2 separate regions of the Homo sapiens genome follow, and region 2 is linked to region 1. A link is an interaction called in ENCODE POLR2A ChIA-PET data of the cell type or tissue named here. Cell type or tissue: MCF 10A. All regions are shown on one strand. Links, peaks and the distances in the headings refer to the core of each region. The heading gives the core; the rest is flanking DNA.

Region 1 (5,383 bases), core at 1-5,000:
GGACTAACCTTTTCACAACTACTGCAAAATATTTGACAGAGCAGCACCCACCTTGTATGACATTCTCATGAAGTTGTGGGTAAGAAATTGTAATTGCTTGCAACAGTATGAATCCGATATGATTTTTTTTTTTTTTTTTTTTTTTTTTTTTTTTTTTTTGAGACGGAGTCTCGCTCTGTCGCCCAGGCCGGACTGCGGACTGCAGTGGCGCAATCTCGGCTCACTGCAAGCTCCACTTCCCGGGTTCACGCCATTCTCCTGCCTCAGCCTCCCGAGTAGCTGGGACTACAGGCGCCCGCCACCGCGCCCGGCTAATTTTTTGTATTTTTAGTAGAGACGGGGTTTCACCTTGTTAGCCAGGATGGTCTCGATCTCCTGACCTCATGATCCACCCGCCTCGGCCTCCCAAAGTGCTGGGATTACAGGCGTGAGCCACCGCGCCCGGCCCCGATATGATTTTTAAAAGTCTGTCTTTTCGCTTGCTGGTTAATGAAAACTCTAGGTTTTGAATTTTTCCTAAGTCATATTTTGCTCAGTTCTTTTCTTTCATAATAGCTACTTTTCCTTTCAGCTGACGTCAGACTCTGCTGCCTCCTATAATTTTCCTAATTGCCTTCTCTTCTGTCTCAGCATATGCCTTAGCAGTGGAAAAGAAAAATTTCAACTTTATTTTAGGGGGTGGTCTGGGGTGGAAGGGCAAGGCTAGAGCAGCTTAAAGGAGATGGTTATTTCCTGATTGTAATGTATCTTACTAACTCCTCAGTGCATCTGTAACCTACCTCTAGTCAGGAGTGCTGTCACAAATGTGAAAAAAAGTGAGATGGGAAGAAGGAAATGAATATTTACTGTGCCCAGTGCCTGCACTTTCTTAGACATAGTTTCATTGAATTCATTTAAGCCTTTTGAGGAGTGTTCTCATCCCCATTTGCAGGTAAGGAAATGAGACACCGAGAGGTTAATCTGCCCAAGGCTTTGCAGAGAGCCAGCATGCAAATGCAGGCCTGTCCGACCCCAGGTCTGTGCTGTCTATTTTCCATGCTCTTCTCCCTTCTCGTTAGTACTGGCTTCACAAAGGGAAGAAAGAAGAATGTTGGGTCTCCAGAAGAGTGGATCCCATGAAAGACACTCATATCTGGGGTGAGAGGTTATGATGCTTGGCTGTCAAGGCAGTTTCAGTTTATGAGAAAGAATAAAACCAACTTTGCATTCTGAGAAGAGTGCTGGTTTCCGGAAGGATCATCTTGATTTGAGGTGGCAGCTGTCACTTCCCTCAGGGCATAGAAAATATGATTTAACCACTGGACAACTTTGCTTCACAAAGAATGTCATGATTGGTTAAGTGCACTACTACTGATATTAAAAGTGTACTTAATTACCCTACTACTGAAGGAGACACAAAAAATCCATAACAGTATCAACATGCCTAGTTTAGAATGCATTTGTCTTTTTTGGCTGAGGTGGATAGGTGAGGACATAAGGTAAGGGTTGTGTGTGTGCATGTTTATATATAGATAAAATGTGTGTGTGTGTGTGTGTGTGTGTGTGTGTAGGAGAACAGATATTTGTGGTGTTTGGGGAATTCACCTTGAACTTCATGTTGCCTTCTAATTCATGCTAAAGAGAGTATCACCTGTTATTGATTCTGAACCATAGAAAGCCAGCTGCCTCTTTTCTTTCATTTGATTGGTTACCACATTTGTACTTTCTCTGAGGGAAGGATCATTATTAGGATATGCAGGGAACAGTAGAAAGCTGATTAAAAAGAGGAAGATGTTGGATTACTGAACTGAAATGTTGCCTTGGCACATGGCTTCCTTCAAAGCTCTTGAATCTTATTTCCTGTAACTTACCATATGAGATTATAGGGAAAAGAAGTTGACCAAGGATGTGAGAAAGTAAATGGGAGTTACTGGAGAATTGATGGCTTTGTAAAAAGTTTCTCAAATCGGGATAGAGGTTTATACTTGCACTTAATACTGAAGGAAAGGTTTATGTTTGCTACTAGAACTGGGTTGGCATCTAACTTCCTTTGTAAAAGCACTACAAATTAACTATTGTAAGCTGTGAAATGGAGTTTGTAGTAACAGACCTGGCAAGTAAACACCTAGTGTTTGTCTCTTAAAAAATGATGTATTACAGCTCCACCAGGTGGCTGCCAACAGTGTGAATGAGACAGGCTGGCATCGACCAGGAGGAGGGGAAAGCTGCTCTTGATTTTCTTTGTGCATATCGGAGTCTACAACATAATAATTTAGTGAAGGACAAAGAAGGGAGCCCACTGCAGGTTTTTCTAGGAAGTCTGGCAAAAAACAAAAAAACAACAACAAAAAAACCTCAAGATCACTGTGACTCATCTTTGACATATAAATACCTGAATGTCATAGACAGTTTTCTGATGGGTTAATTGTGCTGCAGATCCGTATATAATTGTGCCCCTATTCTGGCTATTATTTTTGGTGTTCCTAAAAGGGCAGAGGATCCTTTAGGTCTATAGACTAGTTTTGGCTTGTGATTATTAGAGACTCAAGTGTGATCCAGCTCAGGTGCTAAGTATTGTAACATCACGGTGTAGTAGGAAAGAATGTTGGCGAATTGAATCCAGTTTTAGGCTCTGCTCCTATTAGGCAAGTGGCTTCTTTTTTCCTGGGCCTCAGTTTCCTCATCTGTAAAATGAGTGAATTATATTAGCTGCTCTCCAGAAACCTTTAGCCATGTGCACAGTTTGAATAATTTCATTTTAATTTGGAAAAGAATAAACTTGTTAAGCATTTGAAAATCAAATAGAAAACATGAGGGAAGAAAGCTATATTTAGTGTAGACATTTACATTTTTTAAATTAAACTCTACATTATGATATTGGTAATAAGAATTAGAATGAGACAGTCTTTACTATTCTCTCCCTAGCTCTAATATGGCACAGATGTGATAATAAAGTCCATATGCAGCCTTGAAGAAAGTGTTTGATTAGACATAAAATGTTAAAAAAAAATCTGATAAGTAAATTGAGCTATCAACTTGTTTTAGGCAGCACAGAGAATAAAACAAAAACCAAAGCCCACTAGCTACTGAAACACTGAAATGTGAAATTCATTTTCCCAACTTATTGGTTCCATTCCTGTCTAGGTTTGGAGAAAAGAGAAAGAAACAGCTTCTTTCTCCATGTTAAGTAAATGTCTTAATCATTTGAAAATGAAAGTATAAAATTGAAATTGTAAGCACTCTGAGTAACAAACATTGTTTTGTTCTTTTGTGTTCTAAACATTAATAAAATTAGCCATCATTAATGGATCTAAATATTTTAAATTGCAGTTAGTAATTTTAAATTGCAGTTAGTAATGCCATTTTAAGTGATTTTATATTTCTCATGTCGAGGAGCAAAGAAAGCATAACCCCAATTTTTTGATATCAGTTTTTAACAATACAACCAATTTAGGAAATATCAAGAACTGATTATAGCAATGACAGGAATATTAGTCCCCCTGCCTTTGTACTTTGCCCCTTAGCAACAAGTGAATTCATTACTGTATTTTCTTATTTGTGCTTCTCTCCTTTAAAAAATACTCAGTTTGCTATTTTTAAAAATTACCCAAGAATGGGTGGGCATGGTGGCTCATGCCTGTAATCCCAGCACTTTGGAAGGCCGAGGCGGGCGGATCACGAGGTCAGGAGATCGAGACCATCCTGGCTAACATGGTGAAACCCTGTCTGTACTAAAAATACAGAACATTAGCTGGGCATGGTGGCGGGTGCCTGTAGTCCCAGCTACTGGGGAGGCTGAGGCAGGAGAATGGTGTGAACCCGGGAGGTGGAGGTTGCAGTCAGCCGAGATCACGCCACTGCACTCCAGCCTGCGCAACAGAGCGAGACTCCGTCTCAAAAAAAAAAAAAAATTAAGACTGATTTTATGTGGTGGCTCCTTTCACCATTAAAAAGTTAGTTTATACATTTTTTTGCTTTGCTCCTTGTTTTAGTTTCTTTCTTTTATATGTGTATTTATCAGCATATTGTGGTATGTGTGTTAGCTGTGCCAGTATTCAGCTCTTAGAAACACAGCCACGTGTTACTATGCCACCTTCTTGAAGTTTGGAGTGTAACAGTGTAGACTTTGATCTAGTTTTTGTTTTTCTGTGAGACATTTACATGAAAACAACATCTTTGATTTTAATAACTTACCTGTTTCTCCTGTTTATTTCCCCTGAAATTGTCTTAATGCTCCATAAGGGACATAGCAGCTGGTTGCGATGGAATTGACTGACACTAAGTAAAAGATTATGACTTCGGGTAGAAATTAAGTAGAAAGAACTGCTGATTTCTTAAAGAGATGGGATGCACTCAGATTGTCAAATATTGACATAGACCTTCTGTTAATTTAAGAGTAACAATTCTGGTTTTGGTGAAAAAATTTTAAAAGTTAATTTCATGATATGCTTTATATCAAAAATAAAACCTTAAATTTATTTTAAATTTAATTTTTTTGCTAAAAAAAGGGCCGACCTTTTATTCTTCAGAAGATTCGTTCCTCTTAACTGCATGATGAAACTTTACTAATAAAAAGAATTCATGCATGTATATATTCATACACACACACTTTATACATAATGCCTAGCAGTCTTTTGGACTAAATAATTTCCCCATAACTTTATGTTGAGCAAAAATGATGGCAACTTTTCAAATATATAATGTTAGCTCTGGGAGTTAAAATTTAATTTCTAGTTTTCAGTGTCTTGCTAATTATGAGTTTGAGGCACATTTCATTAATACGTGTTCATCTTAGTATGCATTGACGAGGAGTTTGTGACTGTTTTTCATTATATTCTTCTGATAAGTCAATTAATGGCATGTCATTTTACTTCTATAAGCTGATTTTCCACATTTGTATAAAGTGGAGGTTATGGGTATGGGTGTGAGAGACGGGAGTTTAGGTTGGAACAACTTCTAACTTCTCTTCCAGTTGTAAATACTGTATAACATAATGGAAGCAAAATGCTTCCATGGCTCCATAACCATGTCTATATTCATTTGTTCACCATTGACTTGTCTCTTACTGTGGGGATTTCCTGTTATATACATGCTGCACATAGATTTCCAAAAGATTCAGTTATAATCTAAAACATTTATAGTAATTTGCTTGGCTATTACACATTTAAAATTTATCGGAAGTGTCTTGATCAAACAAGAATTTAGGTTGGCTTTCAAAGAATGTGAACAAGGCTGAATATAAATAGGATTGGGGTCATTTATCAGTATCCATTCTTTTATTTCATTAGCTGAATTAATGTCTAAGCATTCAGTCCAAGAAATATATGTAGCTCTTCTATTTTATTAATGGTTTAGCCTTAATCCTATCTTCCTTTTAGTTTGCAATAAGTACAAAATAGTTACA
Region 2 (5,378 bases), core at 1-5,000, 140 kb after region 1:
CCAACAGGGTTTGAAAGTAGAGTAAGCATAAATTAGGTACTGGAAAGTTTCTTATTTCCTGTAGTGTCAGGTGTTCATAGTCAAAAAGAGAAGAAAAGAAGAAGCAGTGTCACATGGCAAGTCTCCCAACAAACACCAAACGTATGTATTTGCACACAATTAGTCCCTTTCGCTAACTGCCCAAAGCGAGTAGCACAACAGGAATTGTTCTAGACACATCCACAAGGACACAACCCAGGACTTGGGATATTTCTATTTCTACTACAAAGCCCCAGAGCCTCCTGAGCCTCACCTCAGGGTGAGACAGACAGTTTCCTGAGCACCCATGGAAAGCACAAAATGCCAGGTGGAATAGAGCTGATCCTCAGTGACCCAGAACATACCCAAAGACATAAAGGAGCCAAAACCCCCTTTTCCACTGTGACTTCCCCAATAGAAAGTGAGGAGGCTAGAAGCCAAAGCTCAACTCTGGTACGCTGCTCTGTGCCCTTGAGCAAGTCACTAGCACTCTCTGGGTCTCTGGTTCCTCATAAAGGTAGAGCCTGGATTGGAAAGTCCCATTCTTTCTTCTGCCTCAGTGTACACGTAAATGTCCCATTCCTTTCTTTCCTACCCAATACAAACCTATCAGAAACTAAGTCAGTGACATGGACACCATTAGAGGAATACATTTGATTTTAATATATATTAAAATCAATTTATATGTTTATCACAATATATTGATATATTTATCACAATATATCACAGTATATCACAATATATTAATATTGTAATTAATACATTTATTAATACATTAATATATTAATACATGCAGCAAAAATCTACCATGTTAGCCATTTTAATGTGTATAATTTGGTGGCATTGAGTTCATTCACAATATTGTACAACCACCGCAACTATTTTGTTCCAGAACATCCCTCAAGGAAACCCTGTATCCATGAAGCAGTCACTCCCCATTCCCCTCTCCTCCATCCCTGGCAACTACTAATCTGCTTTCTGTCTCTGTGAATTTGCCTATGGGGATACTGCATGGGAATGGAATCATGTGATATGTGGCTTTTGATGTCTGAATTCTTCAACTCAGCACAATGTTTTCAAGATTCACCCATGTTGTGGCACATACTTCATTCCTTTTTTTTTTTTTTTTTTTTAGATGGAGTTTCGCTCTTGTTGCCCAGGCTGGAGTGCAAGGGTGCGATCTCGGCTCACTGCAACCTCTGCCTCCTGGGTTCAAGCAATTCTCCTGCCTCAGCCTCCCAAGTAGCTGGGATTACAGGCATGTGGCACCATGCCCGGCTAATTTTGTATTTTTAGTAGAGATGGGGTTTCACCATGTTGGTCAGGATGGTCTTGAACTCCTGACCTCAAATGACCCACCCACCTTGGTCTCCCAAAGTGCTGGGATTACAGGCGCAAGCCACTGCGCCCGGCCACGTACTTCATTTCTTGGCTCAAAAAATATTCCATTGTAGAGTGGAATATGCTTTTGAATTAATTGCTAAGTAAATCATTCACAGACTGTAGTACTATTATTAGCAACAATTAAATAAGATAATCTATGTAAGGTATGGGGCACGTGGTGTGCAATCAGTTAGCATTCACTTTTCATCATCAACAAAAATTCCTCATAGCACACCTCGCTGGTGGTGGTGTCATCACACCTTACTTGGGAATCAATAGGCTGGAGGTGTCATCCAGATCCCATCTTCTGAGTACATGAATCAAAACATTTCTGCACAAGTATTACATATTCCCCCAGTTCTCCAATGTATGCGGACCTCTGGCGAGTAAACCTTCCTTATGCAGTAACCATTATAAGCTAGCAAAACACTGGAACCCTTCTTCAAGTAATCTTGCCACATGAAATTTACCAAAACAGAAAATCCTTGGGGAGGTGGTGTAATTCTCCATTTTTCAAAATGACTTACAACAGGATTCCTTTAAATGGTTTTCCCAGTAGTCTTAAAACACAATTCAATTTGCATAATCAACATTTCAACAACACACCTTCTCTATAAAATACTATGCAGCTGTCTGAGCTGGGCTCCAACTTTGGAGGACAGTGATGCTTACAAGACATGAGGAATTGATGTCTGCTTTTCCCCATAATCAGCATGCTGAATCCAGAGACAGAAGTCCTTAGTCCTTATCCCACTTTCCAGCCCTGTGACTGTGAACAAGAGCGGCTACTTCTTCTCATGTCAGTGTATTCCCAGGAATGCAGAAGTCACAGCCACTTTCTCTAAGGCTGACACATGAATCAACAGGGCGGCAACCACAGAAAGGAGAATTATCATGGGTACTCACAGAGTTGATCCTCGCTCAGGACATACGCTCTGTCCACAGTTTGGGGCAAAAGTCCACATTTGTGAAGCATTTCAGAACACTGTCCCATCTCCATGGGCTGCCTGACCCTCCTCCACACTGGCCCCCTCAGGAACGGAGTCCACCCTCCCATCCATGTATGCCCTCCCACCGTCCCCAAATCCCCCAGCTGAGCAACAGTGGGCCCTCAGACCCCCGCTGGGGATGCGTAGGACCCTCCATGCCCACTTCCACCTGCCTTCCGGGGGCTGTGGAGGCCTCCACAACCAAAGCAAGCCTCCCCAAGTGTCCTGTGGACAGTTCTCTCCCAACTCCCGAAGCTTGTTTTCTTTAATTAGCTCACTGTGGCAGGAGAAAAACGCGGCCCCACCCTCGAAATAAGCAGATCTGGGCCTCAAATGTACTCTGTGGTTTGCCTCTGTGCTGCCAAGCTGTTCGCCAGGGAGTGACAGGCTACCGGGGCTGAGGAGGCAGGGGCAGTAAGAAACCCCTGCTATGTTGAGATAGGCCTTTTTCTTCCTAACATCTGACATTCATTTCTCAACCACAAGCTGGGCTGCACCCTTTCCTGAGTCCCTGAAACCTGCGATTGTGGTTCCAATTAGGGGACGATTCCAAATCCTGCTGGCTTGCTTGCTTGCTTGCTCGCTCGCTCTCTCCCTCCCTCCCTCCCTCCCTCCCTCCTTCCTTCTTTTTTAATCTGTCTTGGGTGGTGGGGTGGGGGGGCAGTTTAGGCACAAAGCCCAATCCTCTCATCTCACAGATGATGAACTGAGGCCCAAACAAAGTAACTGCTTCTTGGAGTCTCTCAGGACAGTAGTGAGCAGCACTTAAAGAAACACTGAAGACTCACCGTGTTAGCTCTTCCTAACACCAGTACTTAAGTTTATAAACGATTTCTCCATATGTCATCTCAGCTGGGTCTCATCCTCTAAGGCAGGCACACCCACGAATGCTCCATTTGACAGATGCGTAAACCAAGGCTTAGTAGGGAATGGACAGTCAAAGGTCATGTGACTAAGAGTGACAGTGTGAGAGGACCAGGATCCTTGAAGACCTTCAAACACTACAATTTTTCTTTCATTCCAGTAACTTCTAGAGCACAGCCTGAAGAACTACTTAGAAGTCTGAGGCAGAGGCTCCCTAGAATCGTACTCACAGAATCTTGGAAGTTAGACCTTGAAGGCCAGGATTCCTAGAGGATACTACTTTTGGTCCTAGCACCCACAGGAATTGTTTCTTCCTCCTCCCCTCATTCTTCACCATCATGACCATTGCTAGCATTGATTCAGTCCCATGGACCAGACACAATGATTACTCCTCCCCCTGCTCTCATTTCACGCTCATGACCATGCTATAAGATAATTACCATTATACCCATTTTATAGATGGGTAAACCAAGGCTCCAGGAGGCTTGAACAACCTGCCCAACATCAAACAACTAGTTAAGAGATGGAGATAAGGCCGGGCGCAGTGGCTCACACCTGTAATCCCGGCACTTTGGGAGGCTGAGGCAGGCAGATAGCCTGAGCTCACAAGTTTGAGACTAGCCTGGGGCAACATAGTGAAACTCTGTTTCTACAAAAAACAACAACAAAAAACAACAACAAAAAAAACATGAAAATTAGCCCAGCATAGAGATGTGTGCCTGTAGTCCCAAGCTACTCAGGAGGCTGAGGTGGGAAGATCGCTTGAGCTGGGAGGTCAAGGCTGCAGTGTGCCAATATCATACCACTGCCTTCCAGCCTGAGTGGTGGAGGAAGAACCTGTCCCCTACAAAAACAAAAAACAAACAAACAAAAAAAACCACAAAAAAAGGACAGAGAGATGGAGATAAGATTTGACCCAAGAATTCAGCCTCCAAGTACCCACATTTTTAACAACTACACTGCAACCAAAAGACTGAGGACTGCCTGATGAAGAAATGACTCACCCAAGGAGACCATGCCTGAGTTAAGAGTCAAACTAGGGCCTCTCTCTCAGCTTACTGCTGGATCACCTCTATACTAGGCTGCCCAAAAATTCACAAAAGTAAATGCTCAGGAGACCCCCAAAGCACCTTCAACAAGAGTATGTTTGTAGCCTCTGAAATTCCTCAACTTTTTATCTCTATCAACAGAGCCACCACCACCTGGAAGCTTGGAATCTTCAGAGCAAGCACACATGCTCACTTGCCTATATGATGCTTCTTAGCTCCGCAACCCAGGAGACAATGTGAGCAGACCAGGGATCTAGAGGCTGCACGTGCAAGACCAGCCTGAGACCTCCAGCCCCAGGATGCCAGTCAGGGTTGGCTGCATAATTTGTGGGGCCCAGTGCAAAATGAAAATATGGAACCCTTTGTGCAAAAGGCAAAAAAAAAAAAAGTATCAATCATGGTACTAAAATAGAAAGCTTTTTCTCTTTCCTCCACAGTCTCTCTCTTGATGTGTCATGGTATTTTTAATTTGCTATTTAATATTATTCTAAGTAAAGCAACATTAAAATTTTAAATTACATGAATTAGCATGAATTTTACCACTCCTATTTATATTGTGTGATGCCAGTTTTAACTGCAAATATAAAAAGCCTTTAACTAGTATGTGGAATCACCAACATTACATGAATTGTATTTTAGGACTTGGATGTGCATTTTGTGATGTACCAGAACCAGAGAAACATCCATAAAGCTAACTCAATCGTTTTTACTTCACTTCTCGCTATGTGTCCATTCTACCTCACTCTTTATGCTGCCTGAGGAGTAAGGAAGATCTGAAAGGAAAAGGCAATATGGGTGCCCTATCTTTCCTTTCCCTTCTTCCGTCATCATTTTCAATATAAGTGGTTGGTGTCAGGGAAGTGACGTGAGTAATAAAGGATATGATGGGGTTCTTTGGTCGTTGATGTTTCTTAGAATGTCATCGCCTTCTTTCTACAACCAAGACAAGTTCCAGTTAGATGGAAAGCATCAGGACTGTCAGGGCCCCTGCTACTCAGTCGCAGATGTGACATCTCACACTCACTTTGACTCTCACTCAACTCCCCCACATTGTAGGTCCGGCAGAAGTCTGTGC

What was found. Peaks named below come from ENCODE experiments on the same cell type or tissue, not always from the same donor. Only the 100,000 strongest peaks of a DNase experiment are listed, where the experiment ranks them.
Region 2: POLR2A ChIA-PET joins it to region 1 with 6 read pairs; 3 of 35 experiments call an interaction of 5 or more read pairs at or near these places.

What each region holds. Positions count from the first base shown.
Region 1 is chr15:67,237,206-67,242,588 of GRCh38, reverse strand. All of the region lies in intron 1 of AAGAB (alpha and gamma adaptin binding protein), which reads left to right. Among named protein-coding and RNA genes, the nearest start is that of AAGAB, 15 kb to the left of the region's middle. RefSeq lists an enhancer at 1,620-1,709. In MCF 10A, for the core only: a CTCF peak has its summit at 2,166; a DNase peak (open chromatin) is centred at 2,158.
Region 2 is chr15:67,095,954-67,101,331 of GRCh38, reverse strand. All of the region lies in intron 1 of SMAD3 (SMAD family member 3), which reads right to left. Among named protein-coding and RNA genes, the nearest start is that of SMAD3, 33 kb to the right of the region's middle. RefSeq lists enhancers at 217-366, 2,598-3,099, 4,313-4,362. In MCF 10A, for the core only: no CTCF peak of the experiment used is centred there; a DNase peak (open chromatin) is centred at 2,801.